Regions from separate parts of the Mus musculus genome. Here region 2 is linked to region 1. Evidence: chromatin loops called from intact Hi-C (ENCODE). Cell type or tissue: left cerebral cortex. All regions are shown on one strand.

Region 1 (8,000 bases):
TTGAGTGTCCAAGTGTCCTTCTCTCCAGGTAAAACGACACGGGAGCAGGTCAGGGTTGCTCTGGGTAAAAGCCTGTGAGCCTAAGAGCTAATCCTGTACACGGCTCCTTTACCTGCACACTGGGGATTTGACCTCTATCTCCACTCTCATTAATATGGGTGGCCTATTGCTCTTATTAAAAGGAAAGGGGGAGATGTTGGGAGCCGCCCCCACATTCGCCGTCACAAGATGGCGCTGACAGCTGTGTTCTAAGTGGTAAACAAATAATCTGCGCATGTGCCAAGGGTATTTCTCCACCCCATGTACTCTGCCTTCCCCGTGGCAACAACTAGGCCATGGCTGCAGCCAATCAGGGAGTGATACGTCCTAGGCGAAGGGTAACTCTCCTAAATAGGGACGGGGTTTCGCTTTCGTTTTTGGGTTTGAGTTTTGCACTCTTGCTCCTGAAGATGTAAGCAATAAAGTTTTTGCCGCAGAAGATTCTGGTTTGTGGTGTCTTTCCTGGCCGGTCGTGAGAACGCGTGTAAGACTTGGGCACAACAGCACATGCCTATAATTCAAGCCCTGGGAAAGGCAGAGACACTAGATACCTAAAGCTTGTTGACTATCTATCAAAATTAGTGAACTCTATGTTCAGAGAGCAATCTCATCTCCAGAAGTAAAGTTTATAGTAATAGAAGAAGACCCTTAACGTTAACTTCTGTCTCACATACACTTGGGCACACACATACACACACACACACACACACACACACACACACACACCAAAACCCTTATACACACACATACAAATTTTTGAACATCCTTGAGGTCTTAAAGTTTTCCAAGAACATAGATGAATAATTATGTACTGGTTGATTGTCTTCTGATGCCATATGTATATTACACGAGGATTCCATTTAATAAAGGGGAAGGTTTTTCAGCTAACAGAGCAGAGATCCACTGTGAACATTTTTGTGAATCTAATATTCTGAAGAGTCCTCTTGTGAAGTACCATGTAGATCCCAAACAATAATACTGTACAAAATGGTGTATTTGAAATAATTCGCTGGGGGATTTTTAGTGTGTCAAGCATCCTTGTACAACCACTGATGTGCTTTCTGACACTATATTCACATTTTCTAAAATTTCCAGTTGGTGTAATCATGGCCTGAATTCTTATTTGGCCTGGTTTCTTTACAATATAGTTATTGTGAGACTCAACTACTCTATTGTGTAGGTCAATACTTTTTCTGAATGTTGTTCTACTGACTTATAACACTTCTGAAACTTAGTGGTGGGTTGACTGAAGTAGAGAAGCTTCCAGAAACTCTGCAAGCCAGTGAGCAATGGGATATTAGAAATGTCCTCTGTTAGTTTCTTGAGCTCTGTCTCCCTTAGAGGTCTGTCAGCATTCAGAAGCCTAGACTTTCCTCCAGTTCAGGCAGTTTTCCTGGGTTAGGTGGAGCATTCACTAGAACTGGTACTGTGAGTCTGTCTGTGTTGGCTGCAATGAAGCTGACACCCGCCAAACACAGTGCACTCCTAGGTGTTCAGTCTGTCCTCTCCAGGGAAGCTTACATCCATCTCAAAATGATCATAGGACTCCAGAAGTTAAGTAACCCTACCCTTTTCTAAAGGCTGTAATATATATAATCTCTCTCTCTCTCTCTCTCTCTCTCTCTCTCTCTCTCTCTCTCTCTCTGTGTGTGTGTGTGTGTGTGTGCCCATGTGGGCAAGTGTGCACACATGTACACATGAGTGTGTATGTGTGTACATGTGTACACTCATGTGTACATGTGTGAAGTGGAACATAATTTTAAATGACTTACTATTACCTATAGCAAGTTGCTCAGTCTCATGCCCAGAATTCCTTGGATTACTTATAAAACTTCCTATCAGGGGCTAGATAATTGTATAGGTGACTAAGAGCACTTGTTGCTCTTGCGGAAGGCATGATTGATTCTAAACACCCACATGATGGCTCACAACAGTCTATAATTGCAGTCTCGGGGAATCCAGTGTCCTCTTCTGAACTCTGAGCTGTCAGGCATGCATGTGCTACATACACATACATACACAAAGGCAAAATACTCATACACAAAAAGTAATGAGTAAATCTCAACAGTAAAATTCAATATCCAGGCTCAAGAAGATGATGAAATGGGAGGCAAGAGAAGAATTGAGGACTCATAATCCTTCTTACAAATAAGGAAACCTCTGTCTGCACAACTGTTTCCTCAACTATGTTATTTTAGAGTGTACCTAGCAACAAACAAGTTTGACAGAAGGACAAGGAGCCAAGACCTCAGCCTGACTAAAGAGAAGAATTAAGAAAAGGGATTGGAGGACAAGAGCAGGAGCCCAAGCCTATTACTCTAGCAATCAAGAAACTGAGGTAAGAGCATAACAAGTTCAGGGGCAGCCTGGGCTACATAGGAGATATCCTAAACAAGGAGAGATAAACAGTGTGGAGATACAGTCCAGTGGCCAGTGCCATCGATAGTCCAGGAAGCATTAAGAAGAACCAAGAGAAGCAGAGGGTAAGAGTGAAGGTTCAAGTCTGGGAACCTTGCAAGAGTATTAAAGGAAACAGAGAGCCAGCTATGATCATTTAGAAAGTTAAGAGTGAATGATAATGGATCAGGTAAGTTATTTCCAGACTGGGAGTGTTGAAATTCAAAGTCATTTGTGATCTCACCTCTTATAAATATCCCCTGTCAACTCAAACTGCAATGGATTCCAGAGCCTGTTGTCACACAGGCAATCTGGAAGAACTGCCTGGGGATTGTGGTAACAGAAGGAAAATTTTTCTTATGAGCATCTTTGATGTTCCTGGAAAAGCAATTGTGTGCTTAAAACATTCTTTTGAGAGGGGGCTATTCTGGTATCTCAGGAACTGATTTATACCCAGAAATCTTGCTTAATAGCCAATATAACATATTTTTAAAAATGGTTATAATTCCAACATAGCTGTGATACCTAGGCTGGCAGTTGTCTCTGATGCAGATTAAACAGAAACTGCAGTGTGAGTAGCAGTGTCTCCTAGCACAGCCAGAGTAAATGTGCTTTGCCATGTGTTAGATCCCACTCTGAATCCTTTCAAATATTAGTTCCATTAGTTCTCACAGAAATCTCTCATGATAGTCATCAGGGCTCTCATTTACTCACCTATTTGCATTTCATTCGCCTGATAATGCAATAGATAGATGAACAGGTTTTATTTAAGTCCTGTGGTGAGTATATTAGTAGTATTTAGGGAAAGAAATAAAACCAACACATCAACTGATACGACGTCAGTAATGACAGTATGTACATGTTTCGATGAGCTTTATTAATCAGAATAGGAGAAGATCATGTGCTGACAAGAAGGTCTCAGAATGTCTTTATAAGGTTTTTTTTTTCTTTGTGGTTTGAAAAGAAATCATGCAATTTGGGAGTGATTATCCTTAAATTACTATAGACATACAAAGCATAGTTCTGTGATATTTATTTTAAAATTACTTTAAATACATTTAAAATAAAATGGGATGCTTTATGGTGTCTCCATCATGATTATAATTTGCCTTGGTCACTTAGCAAGTTTACACTCCAGTTTGCCCTTTTTCATCTCCTCCTAGAAAATGAAATCAAGTCATGGGTAAAATAAACTACATTTGGAATTAATTTTTACGCAAAGATGGCAATTTGGTTTCATGACCATGCTTCCTGGCTTTAGCTAGCAGCTCTCATACTATGAAAAGACATCTTTATTAAGTCTCTTTTTATTACAGACAAATTATGTATAAACTGCATTTTCAAAACTTATAAGATCTATAATTATTAAGGATGCTTGTGACACCCACGTCCATGTAAAAAGAATAAGATAAAGTGTATGAGATCCGTGATTTCTCTTTTCACAAGAAATTAACTTGGTAACAGGTGGGTTTTGCCCAAGAGACAAATTTCTTCCTGCCCTGGGTACATTAAGAAGGGTGAGAAGCGGGTGTGGGGAAAAGGAAGCATTACTGGAGAAGCGGGTATTCTATACACAGCATGGAAATGGTTTCCTCATAAAACTGCCTACTGCACATCTGACCTGGCCCTGACTGGTGTGGCCAGTTCAACAACAACACTGTGTCTTTAACCCATACCTCAGCATCATGTTGTGTTTTGTCCTATTCTCCTCTCCCTCACTTGCCTGACATCCCTTTAGCTTCCATAAAGCAGAAGGATAAAGGGAACAGTAACATAATGATGAAGGAATTAATATTAGTGTGGCCGAGCCCAGTTGAAAGCTGTAATGCAGATGATAGGACCAGAACGTGATCAGGACCCACAGAGGCAGACCATACCTCTGTCACGCAGAATTTGATGGGGAAATGTCATCGCATGCCTTGGCCTCCACACTGGGTGTGATGGATCATTGCAATCACCAGGCCTAAAGCTTGTCTGCTCCCACTCAGGTTTCTCTGCACATCTTCGGAACCCACCACTCTCAGCTTCTGACAGAATCTGGAGAGAGCAGACTTGCACACTTTTTAACCCCAAATCCTCTGCCAATCTACAGGTTGGTCCGCTTGATGTCACTTCTAAGCTGTCTCCCAAAGCAGTGGAATGAAGTCATGAACAAAACAGCAAACCATATCCTTTTTAAAAACCTCCATTCTTCCCCATACTCAAAATATTCCAACTTGAATGTGTACACCCTGCCTGCTCTGCCCACTTGGTTGCTATGGATACAAACCACATCTTCTTAGCTTTATCCCTGAGGCTCATTTCTCATTCTTTGGCCCCAACATGATAATCTACAAAATCAATCAGCACTCGTCTGAACTGCCCTACGAAGCTTCTCCCTGGCTTCCCTTCATGTTCTCCTCTAAGCTAAGCCAGGAGAATGACTTCATCTTTCAGAAGTGATTCTTTTAATACACAGATATGAAAATGGTAATGCCCTGCTTAAAAACCACTCCACTACGCCATGAATCAAACGTTGTGGTGCTTCACTGGGTACACTCTCTTCTTTCTCAGCCCCTAGCTCTTTCCCTCAGCTCCGAGCGCCAGACCCAGCAACACTCACTAGGATCTTATCTAGGTAAGATTCCTCACTCTGTACAGACTTCTTCAATTTGGCTCTGCTCAGTCCAAATCATTTTTATAACTACTGAAATGTGACCTTTTCACCCTACAATTCTTGACACATTATGCTGACACCTTCATGTATGTGTGTGTATGTGTGTGTACACGTGTGTGTACGTGTGTGTGTGTGTGTGTGTGTGTGTGTGTGTGATTTCTACTGTGATTGTTAATTGTGTAATGATCCTTCCCATGTCTGTCTCCACCACTAAAGCAGAAACTATATCCATCTTTTCACCACAGAGATATCCACACTAGTAGGCATTCAGTGAATATATGCCACAAATGTTGAATATTTTAGAAGGCTATAAACCAGTAATAAGAAATTAAAATTCATCTAGTAAACAGTTACAATAAAAGGGGAAATACTCATGAGCTAATTAGACAAAAATCATTTAAGTAAATCTTTTATTGTCCAGATGACAATAATGAGTTAATGAAACTATGGCAAATGGAGATGAATACTGAAAATAAATAAGAATAATAAAAAGATATTACAGCCACTCTAGTCTGCAAAGAGTGATGATGAAAATGTCATTAAGGATGAGAAACGGCCTTTGTCTGTGTAACAGGAACCAGGAAACCACACAAGAATTGCAAGTGGGACTTTTAGGGACCTGTCCAGCACAAGTCTTCAGATTTACAGTTTCATTGCAGTCAGAAACTCAGGGCTAAATGGAGTTGTATAGAGGGTAGCATGAAATGCCAATGGACGATGCTGCAGTCTGATTTTGTTTGAAATACCTAAGATACAATGACCTTACTAAGAAAAGAGGTTTATTTGATCTATACATTTAAAGGCTAGATATTCAAACAGCATGGTTTAGGCTTCAATGACAACCCCCATGGTGAATAATAAAATAAGTAGCCAATGTGAAAAGCTCCAAGAGAAGCTGGAAAAGACTGGGGTCCACAATACCCACTGTTGATGCACCCTCCCAATAGACTCCTAGATGCTTGACTTTTTATAGTGCCTACCACCACATCTAGGACTGAATCTCCATCGCAGGAGCCTTTGGAGAGCAAAGGTACAAAGTACAGTAGCAGCTGGTAAGTAAAAGAAAATCCTAATCTTCACGCAGGAGTCTTACAGCAGCCTCAACATCTGGTTAAGATGTGCACATCTTTGGTAAACTGAGCTGCTTTGTGACTGAGAGAGGCCCATTAGAGACAGAATGTGAATGTCTGCTTCACACACCTCCTGTTGATATTTTATTTCAAGAGAATGTCAATCCCAAAATGACTTGATGGTACAGGAATGATTTCGTGATGGGAATTTTATGCCTTGAGGCTTAAAATATTTTCAATTATTTTTTTTTAAATCACCTGCAATTTTTATTTTTCAATCTCTGGTCTCCTGTTAGTTCCAGGCATGCCCCTCCCCCCACAAACACACACACACTGATTTCTGTTCTCTCTCCCAACCCTCTCCCACCTTCAACATCTGTTTTCTTATTACTGTAAAAGAAAATGAGATGTAAACTTTTTCCTTAGTCAGTATTAAGAATAGTTTCATGTTTTAAAAGTTAATTCTCAGCTACTCTTGAAAACATTATTGTGGTTTCTTAAGCTAACCCTGGAACTACTCATAGGACACAGCATCTCACTCTTGGACATAAATCCAAGAGGACTGAATCTTGTTCTCACACATCCAACCCTAATGTCCACCATGTCTTTATTGACAATAGAAAAATACTGGAAAGAAGCCTAGTGTTTTCCAGTGAGTGCAGAATTTACCCACAATAAAGTGAGGGGAATTACTAGGACATGAAAAATTTGGAAGAGTATCTAGAAGATCCTGTTCAGGATTATAATGTTTTGCAATTAGAAATTACAGAAACAACAGTTGATGGATGACAGAAGTGGCAGGTGGTAAAGAGAGGAGCAGAGTACAAAAGAGAAACTCAAATACCCTGTGGTAAGAATATTCTGCACTATGGTCTATTTACTAAATGATAGACATTTGGATTCTCGCAGAAGGGTGTGAGTGAGTGTGTGTGTGTGTGTGTGTGTGTGTGTGTGTGTGTTTATACATGTGTGTTGTCTTCCTTTTGTGAATAATGCTACTATGAAAATTAACTTCAAGTCTTTACATGGACATTTGTTTTTATTTTATTTGGTAGATGCCTAGGAAAGAAAACTTGCTAATCCATAGTAAATTAATATAATTTATTCATGGTGTGCTAATGCTTAATTTTATAATAATTACTAAAGTGTATAGGAAGGTTCCAAAGCATTTTAGGTCCCCAATCAGAGAATAAGCTTGGGATTGTCTGTCATTTTTATTACATTTATTTTATTTATTTTTATTTTTTACTGAAAATAATTTTCATACAATATTCTGAAGTTCCCCTCCTTCACCTCCTCCTCAGAGACCCTCCCTACTTGACCTGCCAATTAAATCTACACTTTTCTCTTTCTCCTTACTAAAGAATCAGGCATCTAAAAAGATATAATAAAATAAGACAATAAGTAAATGTTATTTATTTCATTAACTCGGGTCATTGGGCTTGGCTATAAGTGTCCCCACCTGCTGAGCTATTTCACTGTTCTGCCCATTACTTTTATAGCCATTTTAATACTAGAATTGGTGTCTCACTAATGGCTTTTGTCTAATTTCCTTTATTTAGTTTTCCTTAAATTTAGTTTTAAAAATTGTTTATTTACTTGCCCTTACAAATACTGAGCAAGAGAACTCTACGGCTGACTTGCTTCCCTAGCCTTCAGTATTGTTTTAGCTTATTTTTCATTAATACCAAGCATATTTTTATCAGCTAACTAGTCATCCATATTATTTCATTTCTCCTAAAAGTGTAACCCACACATAAAAATATAAAATTGTTCTCACTAATAGGGCGCTATCTTTGTTACTTTTCTATTGCTGTGAAGAGACACCGTGTACTAAA
Region 2 (8,000 bases), 54 kb before region 1:
GAAATCTATAATTTGAGAAGCTGAATATTTCACCTTTCTTCAAATAGCTTTGTATTTCAGAATAATTTTTAAATTGTATATATTCCTTTTTATTAACTTCTGTGATAATTTTGTATATGAATTGATTTTGACCATATTCACGCCCTTTCCCAAACTCCTCCTAGACCCACCTCTTCCTTTCCCACCAACTTGTATCCTGTTTTGTTTTTCTCACCCACCAAGTCTGGCTTGGGTTGTGCATAATATTATACTAATTATATTTGTGACTGTATGGCATTTTCCTAGAATATAGTTCACCTACCAGTGGCAATGCTCTTAAAAATAAGTTGGCATACTCAGCCAGTAGCTGTTGCTTATCTATGACCTGTGTGCTGGAACTAACACAATAATAGGAATTGAAAACTTATGAAGGACCACAGATAGAGAAAGAAAATTTAACTTGTCTTGGATCGTTTAGTATGCAGTTGACCAGTACACACACAAACACACACACACACACACACACACACACACACACACACACACACACACACACACACACAAGCACACATGCACTAGAGTGTCTTATTCCCCAAGGATTCAAATTCACTCAGCTGTAGAGGATGAGAATTGGTTTCCAATTTTCAGTCTGCCTTGCAGATTATGAAATAGCCTTGGGGATTGTTTGTATTTATGTTCTCAGTCAGTTAGAATTAATTTTAATTGGACATAATTAGATCTGAGAGGCTTTTAGGAACTAGGACAAAAGTGCAATGCTTCTGGTAGCTTTTTGAGAATCTACCACAGCACCCATTCCCACTCGAAGCCACCATGAAAAACATTGTTTTCTTTGGAAAACTACTAATTATTTTTAAATTTTTTGGTATGTTTTTATTTATTCAGAAAGATAGTTTTAGCAAACTTAAGTCCATGTGTCAAACAAATCTGGCTAGCCACCTGTTTTTAAGTCCTTGACTATCAGAATGTCTTCAGCCAGGCACAATGGCATTTGTCTGTAATTCCAGGACGTGGGCAGCTGAAGCAGAAGGAACTCGAGGCCATCTTGAGCTGCATGGTGATACTCTGACCCCAAAATAACAATTTTTTAATGTTTGAAAGTAATCAAAGAGATAGTTTACATTAAATCATGATCATATAAAACTCTATGAAATGACCAAACTTGTAAAAATATGGATATGACTGTTCATCAACATATTTGTTGTCTTTGCTCTAAAAATGACAGTGCAGTGTAGATAAGACATGAAAAGTCCATTAAAATTGAAACATTTGCTGTTTTGGATTTTCTCATAAAACCTTTATTCCTGTCGCAAGATAGCCTGGTCCACAAACTACCCATGATATACCTTAAAATACCTTTAAAAGCCCAACTAACATCACAAAAATTATTGAGTCATTGTCAAGTCTGTGTTATTGACCTGGTAAATGCTTGTGCAGGAAGATGGGGATTCTGCTAAAATTAAGCAATGAGAATCCCTTCATTATAAGAAAAATTGGACATTCATAAATATGTAGAAATTAAGAAATAAAATCGTAAGTAACTAGAGGGTCAAATTTTAAAGCATGAAATAAATAAATAAATACACTGGGATATTATGAAAGTATTTCTAATAAAACTAAGAAAGAAAATAAAATTAATAAAATACTGCTACCACCTCAAGGGACTATAAATAGAACAAAGAAGCAGGATAAAGGAAAAAATAATGACTCAAATGTAAAGAAATGAGACAGAAATAAGAGGAAGATGAACAAATTCAATAAAGATAACTGAACCTTTTTTTATCAGATATTTTCTTTATTTACATTTCAAATGTTATCCCCTTTCCTTGTTTCCCCTCTGGAAATCCCCTATCCTCTTTCCCCTCCCCCTCTTCCCCAACCCACCCATTTCCACTTCCTGGCCCTGGCATTCCCCAACACTGGGGCATAGAACCTTCACAGGACCAAGGGCCTCTCCTCCAATTGATGACTTGACTAGGCCATCCACAGCTACATATACAGCTAGAGCCACATGTCCCACCATGTATTTTCTTTGATTGGTGGTTTCATTCCAAGGAGCTCTGGGGGTACTGGTTAGTTCATATTGATATTCCTCCTATGGGGCTTCAGATCCCTTCAGCTCCCTGGATACTTTCTCTGGCTCCTTCATTGGGGATCTTGTACTTCATCCAATGGGTGATTGTGAGCATCCACTTCTGTATTTGCCAGGCACTGACAAAGGCCCTCAGGAGACCCCTATATCAGGCTCCTATCAGTAGGCTCTTGTTGACATCTGCCATAGTGTCTGGGTTTGGTGGTTCTTTATGGGATGGATCTCCAAATAGGGCAATCCCAGGATGGTCGTTTCTTCAGTCTCTGCTCCAAACTTTGTCTCTGTAACTCCTTCCATGGGTATTTTGTTTCCCCTTCTAAGAAAGATTCTGAGCTTCTGGGCTAATGTCCATTTATCAGTGAGTTCATATCATGTGTGTTCTTTTGTATTTGGTTACCTCATTCAAGATGGTATCCTCCAGATCCATCCGTTTGTCTAAGAATTTCATCATCTTCAACAAATGGTGCTGGGTCAACTGGCAGTTAGCATGTAGAAGAATGTGAATTGATCCATTCTTATCTCCTTGTACAAAGCTCAAGTCTAAGTGGATGAATGAACTCCACATGAAACCAGAGACACTGAAACTTATAGAGGAGAAAGTGGGGAAAGCCTTGAAGATATGGGCACAGGGGAAAAATTCCTAAACAGAACAGCAATGGCTTGTGCTGTAAGATCAAGAATTGACAAATGTGACCTCATAAAATTGCAAAGCTTCTGTATGGCAAAGGACAATGTCAATAAAACCAAAATGCCACCAACAGATTGGGAAAGGATTTTTACTAATCCTAAATCCGATAAGGGACTTGTCTTAGTCAGGGTTTCTATTCCTGCACAAACATCATGACCAAGAACCAAGTTGGGGAGGAAAGGGTTTATTCAGCTTACACTTCCATACTGCTGTTCATCACCAAAGGAAGTCAGGACTGGAACTCAGGTCAGGGAGCAGGAGCTGATACAGAAGCCATGGAGGGATGTTCTTTACTGGCTTGCCTCCCCTGGCTTGCTCAGCCTGCTCTCTTATAGAACCCAAGACTACCAGCCCAGAGATGGTCCCACCCACAAGGGGACTTTCCCCCTTGATCACTAATTGAAAAAATGCCTTAGAGTTGGATCTCATGGAGGCATTTCCTGAACTGAAGCTCCTTTCTCTGTGATAACCCCAGCTGTGTCAAGTTGACACAAAACTAGCCAGTACAATTGACCCCTTGTCAACTTGACACACAAACACATCACTAATAAGCCTCAACCCTTACATTCTTATTCATCCCCAAGATCCAAATAACTTTAAAAGTCCCACAGTCTTTACATATTCTTAAATTTTCAATCTCTTTAAAATATCCATCTCTTTTAAAATCCAAAGTCTTTTTTTACAATTAAAAGTCTCTTAACTGTGGGCTCCACTAAAACAGTTTCTTCCTTCAAGAGGGAAAATATCAGGGCACAGCCACAATCAAAAGCAAAAGTCAATCTCCAACCGTCCAATGTCTGGTATCCAACTTACGATCTTCTGGGCTCCTCCAAGGGCTTGGGTCACTTCTCCAGCCATGCCCTTTGTAGCACACGTGTCATCCTCTAGGCTCCAGATGCCTGAACTCCACTGCTGCTGCTGCTCTTGGTGGTCATCTCATGGTACTGGCATCTCCAAAACACTGCATGACCCCTTCAGTCCTGGGCCATCAATTGCAACTGAGGCTGGACTTTCACCAATGGCCTTCCATGGCCTCTCACAGTGCCAAGCCTCAGCTGCTCTGCTCAACTCCTTCATGCCTTCAAAACCAGTACCACCTGGGTGACCCTTACACATTACCAAGTCCAGCCACAGCACAAGGCACAACTTTGGCTATATCTGGAACACAGCCACTGTGCTCTCAGAAAACACTTCCCAGAAGATGTCACCTCAATGATGCTGGTCTCTTCTTAATCACTGCTAATTTCTTAGCTCCAGCTAACCAGCATCAATAGTCCCAGTAATGCAAAGTTTTTGCTTTAGTAGTTCTGGTATCTTGTTAATCACAGCTGATTCTTCAGCCCCAGCTAACCAGAACTACAGAATCTTCACAATCAAAACAGCAATGGCCCTGAAAAGAGTCTTTAATTTTCCCTCTGAAATTTCACAAGCCAGGCCTCCATCTTCTGCACTGTTCTCAACATTATCTTCCAAGCTCCTACACAACATCCCACATTGCTCTTAACAACGAATGGATCTTCAAGACCAAAGTTCCAAAGTCCTTCCACAGACCTCCCCAAAACATGGTCAAGTTGTCACAGGAAAACCCCACTCCTGGTACCAATTTGTCTTGGTCAGGGTCTCTATTCCTGCACAAACATCATGACCAAGAACCAAGTTGGGGAGGAAAGGGTTTATTCAGCTTACACTTCCATGCTGCTGTTCATCACCAAAGGAAGTCAGGACTGGAACTCAAACAGGTCAGGGAGCAGGAGCTGATACAGAAGCCATGGAGGGATGTTCTTTACTGGCTTGCCTCCCCTGGCTTGCTCAGCCTGCTCTCTTATAGAACCCAAGACTACCAGCCCAGAGATGGTCCCACCCACAAGGGGCCTTTCCCCCTTGATCACTAATTGAAAAAATGCCTTAGAGTTGGATCTCATGGAGGCATTTCCTGAACTGAAGCTCCTTTCTCTGTGATAACCCCAGCTGTGTCAAGTTGACACAAAACTAGCCAGTACAGGACTAATATCCAATATGTACAAAGAAACTTAAGAAGCTGGACTCCAGAAAATCAAATAACGCCATTAAAAATGGGGCACAGAGCTAAACAAAGAATTCTCAACTGAGGAATAAAGAATGGCTGAGAAAAACCTGAAAAAAATGTTCAACATCCTTAATCATCAGGGAAATGCAAATCAAAACAACCCTGAAATTCCACCTCACAGCAGTCAGATCAAAAATTTAGGTGACAGCAGAAGTTGGCAAGAATGTGGAGAAAGGGGAACACTCCTCCATTGCTGGTGGGAATGCAAGTTTTTACAACCACCCTGGAAATCAGTTTGACAGTTCCTCAGAAAATTGGACATAGTTCTACTGGAAGATCCAGCAATACCACTCCAGAGCATATACCCAGAAGATGCTCCAATATGTAATAAAGACACATGCTCCACTATGTTTACAGCAGCCTTATATATAATAGCCAGAAGCTGGAAAGAACCCAGATGTCTCACAACAGAGGAATAGATACAGAAAATGTGGTACATTTACAACATGGAGTACTACTCAGCTATTAAAAACAATGAGTTTATGAACATTTTTTGAAAAGAGAAATGTTGACAAATTAGCTAGCAGCACTGAGAAAATGATTGAAAACATCTAAGTAAAAGAATAGATATTAATTACTACTGATGCCACAGGAATGACTAATGTACCTACAATAAACAAGCAAATTTAGAAACCTAAAATACCTAAAAGTTTAAAACTCCCAGGCATAAGTCATTAAAAAAATCAAACATAGCCAGGCAGTGGTGGTGCACACCTTTAATTCCAGCCCTTGGGAGGCAGAGGCAGGCAGATTTCTGAGTTAGAGGCCAGCCTGTTCTACTACTGAGTGAGTTCCAGGACAGCCAGGGCTTCACAGAGAAACCCTGTCTTGAAAAAAACAAACAAAAAAACAAACAAAACAAAGCAAAAACAAAACAAAACAAAACTCAAACATTAAGAGAATAAAATAAAACACACAAAAAAATACATTCCTACTCAAAGTCTCCCACAAAACATCTAAAATGTGGTGACATGACTGTGGAATCTACTGACTGTTTAAGAAAGAATAAATACCAATATTTTTTAAAGTTCAGAAAACTTAACAGAATATTTTCCAAACTTATTTTTTTTTCTTTTTCCAATTTTTCATTAGGTATTTTCTTAATTTACATTTCAATTGCTATCCTAAAAGTCCCCTATACCTTCCCACCACCACCACCACCACCCGCCACTCCCCTACCCACCCACTCCCACTTCTTGGCCCTGACATTTCCCTGTACTGGGGCATATAAAGTTTGCAAGACCAAGGGGCCTCTCTTCCCAATGATGGCCAACTAAGCCATCTTCTGCTATATATGCAGCTAGAGACACAAGCTCTGGGGGTACTGGTTAGTTCATATTGTTTTTCCACCTATAGGGTTGCAGACTCCTTCAGCTCCTTAGGTACTTTCTCTAGCTCCTCCATTGGGGGCCCTGTGTTCCATCCAATAGCTGACTGTGAGCATCCACTTCTATGTTTGCCAGACACTGGCATAGCCTCACAAGAGACAGCTATATCAGGGTCCTTTCAGCAAAATCTTGCTGGTGTATGCAATGGTGTCTGTGTTTGGTGGCTGATTATGGATGGATCCCCGGGTGTGGCAGTCTCTGGATGGTCCATCCTTTCGTATCAGCTCCAAACTTTGTCTCTGTAACTCCTTCCATGGGTGTTTTGTTCCCAATTCTAAGAAGGGGCGAAGTGTCCACACTTTGGTCTTTGTTCTTCAGTTTCATGTGTTTTGCAAATTGTATCGTGTGTATTCTAAGTTTCTGGGCTAATATCCACTTATCAGTGAGTACATATTTTGCGAGTTCTTTTGTGATCGGGTTATCTCACTCAGGAAGATACCCTCCAGATCCATCCATTTGCCTAGGAATTTCATAAATTCATTGTTTTTAATAGCTGACTAGTACTCCATTGTGTAAATGTACCACATTTTCTGAATCCATTCCTATGTTGAGGTATGTATGGGTTCTTTCCAGCTTCTGGCTATTATAAATAAAGCTGCTATGAATATAGTGGAGCATGTGTTCTTATTATCAGTTGGAATATCCTCCGGATATATACACAGGAGAGGTATTGTTGGATCCTACAGTAGTACTATGTCCAATTTTCTGAGGAACCGCCAGACTGACTTCCAGAGTGGTTGTACAAGATTGCAATCCCACCAGCAATGGAGAGTGTTCCTCTTTCTACACATCTGCACCAGCATCTGCTGTCACATGAATTTTTGATGTTAGTCATTCTGACTGGTGTGAGGTGGAATCTCAGTGTTGTTTTGATTTGCATTTCCCTGATGATTGAGGATATTGAACATTTTTTCAGATTCTTCTCAGCCATTTGTTATTCCTCAGTTGAGAATTCTTTGTTTAGTTTTGTGCCCCATTCTTTAGTGGGGTTATTTGATTTTCTGGAATCCACCTTCTTGAGTTCTTTATATATATTGGATATTAGTCCCCTATCTGATTTAGGATTGGTAAAGATCTTTTCCCAGTCAGTTGGTGGCCTTTTTTGTCTTATTGACAATGTCTTTTGCCTTACAGAAGCTTTGCAACTTTATGAGGTCCTATGTGTCAATTCTTGATCTTACAGCACAAGCCATTGCTGTTCTATTCAGGAATATTTCCCTGTGCCCATATTTTCGAGGCTTTTCTACACTTTTTTCTCTATCAGTTTCAGTGTCTGTGGTCTTAGGTGGAGTTCCTTGATCCACTTAGACTTAAGCTTTGTACAAGGACATAAGAATGGATTGATCCCGAGTCTTCTACATGATAACCACCACTTGTGCCAGCACCATTTGTTGAAAATGCTGTCTTTTTTCCACTGGATGGTTTTAGATCCCTTGTCAAAGATCAAGTGACCATAGGTGGATTCATTTCTGAGTCTTCAATTCTATTCCATTGGTCTACCTCTCTGTTGCTATACCAGTACTGTGCAGTCTTTATCACAATTGCTCTGTAGTACAGCTTTAGGTACTAAAAACTCCACCAGAGATTCTTTTATCATTGAGAAGAGTTTTTGCTATCCTAGGTTTTTTGTTATTCCAGATGAATTTGCAAATTGCCCTTTCTAATTTTTTGAAGAATTGATTTGGAATTTTGATGGGGATTGCATTGAATCTGTAAATTGCTTTTGGCAAGATAGCCATTTTTACTATA

The links. A loop is a pair of places that touch in the nucleus more often than their neighbours do. Peaks named below come from ENCODE experiments on the same cell type or tissue, not always from the same donor. Only the 100,000 strongest peaks of a DNase experiment are listed, where the experiment ranks them.
Region 2: a loop joins it to region 1, with 2.8 times the contacts of the local background. A loop is called at or near these places in 2 of 42 quality-filtered maps.

Annotation. Positions count from the first base shown.
Region 1 is chr6:13,532,773-13,540,772 of GRCm38, forward strand. No RefSeq gene overlaps it. Among named protein-coding and RNA genes, the nearest start is that of Gm25737, 13 kb to the right of the region's middle. In left cerebral cortex, no CTCF peak of the experiment used is centred here; a DNase peak (open chromatin) is centred at 4,706.
Region 2 is chr6:13,478,563-13,486,562 of GRCm38, forward strand. No RefSeq gene overlaps it. Among named protein-coding and RNA genes, the nearest start is that of Gm25737, 67 kb to the right of the region's middle. In left cerebral cortex, no CTCF peak of the experiment used is centred here; no DNase peak of the experiment used is centred here.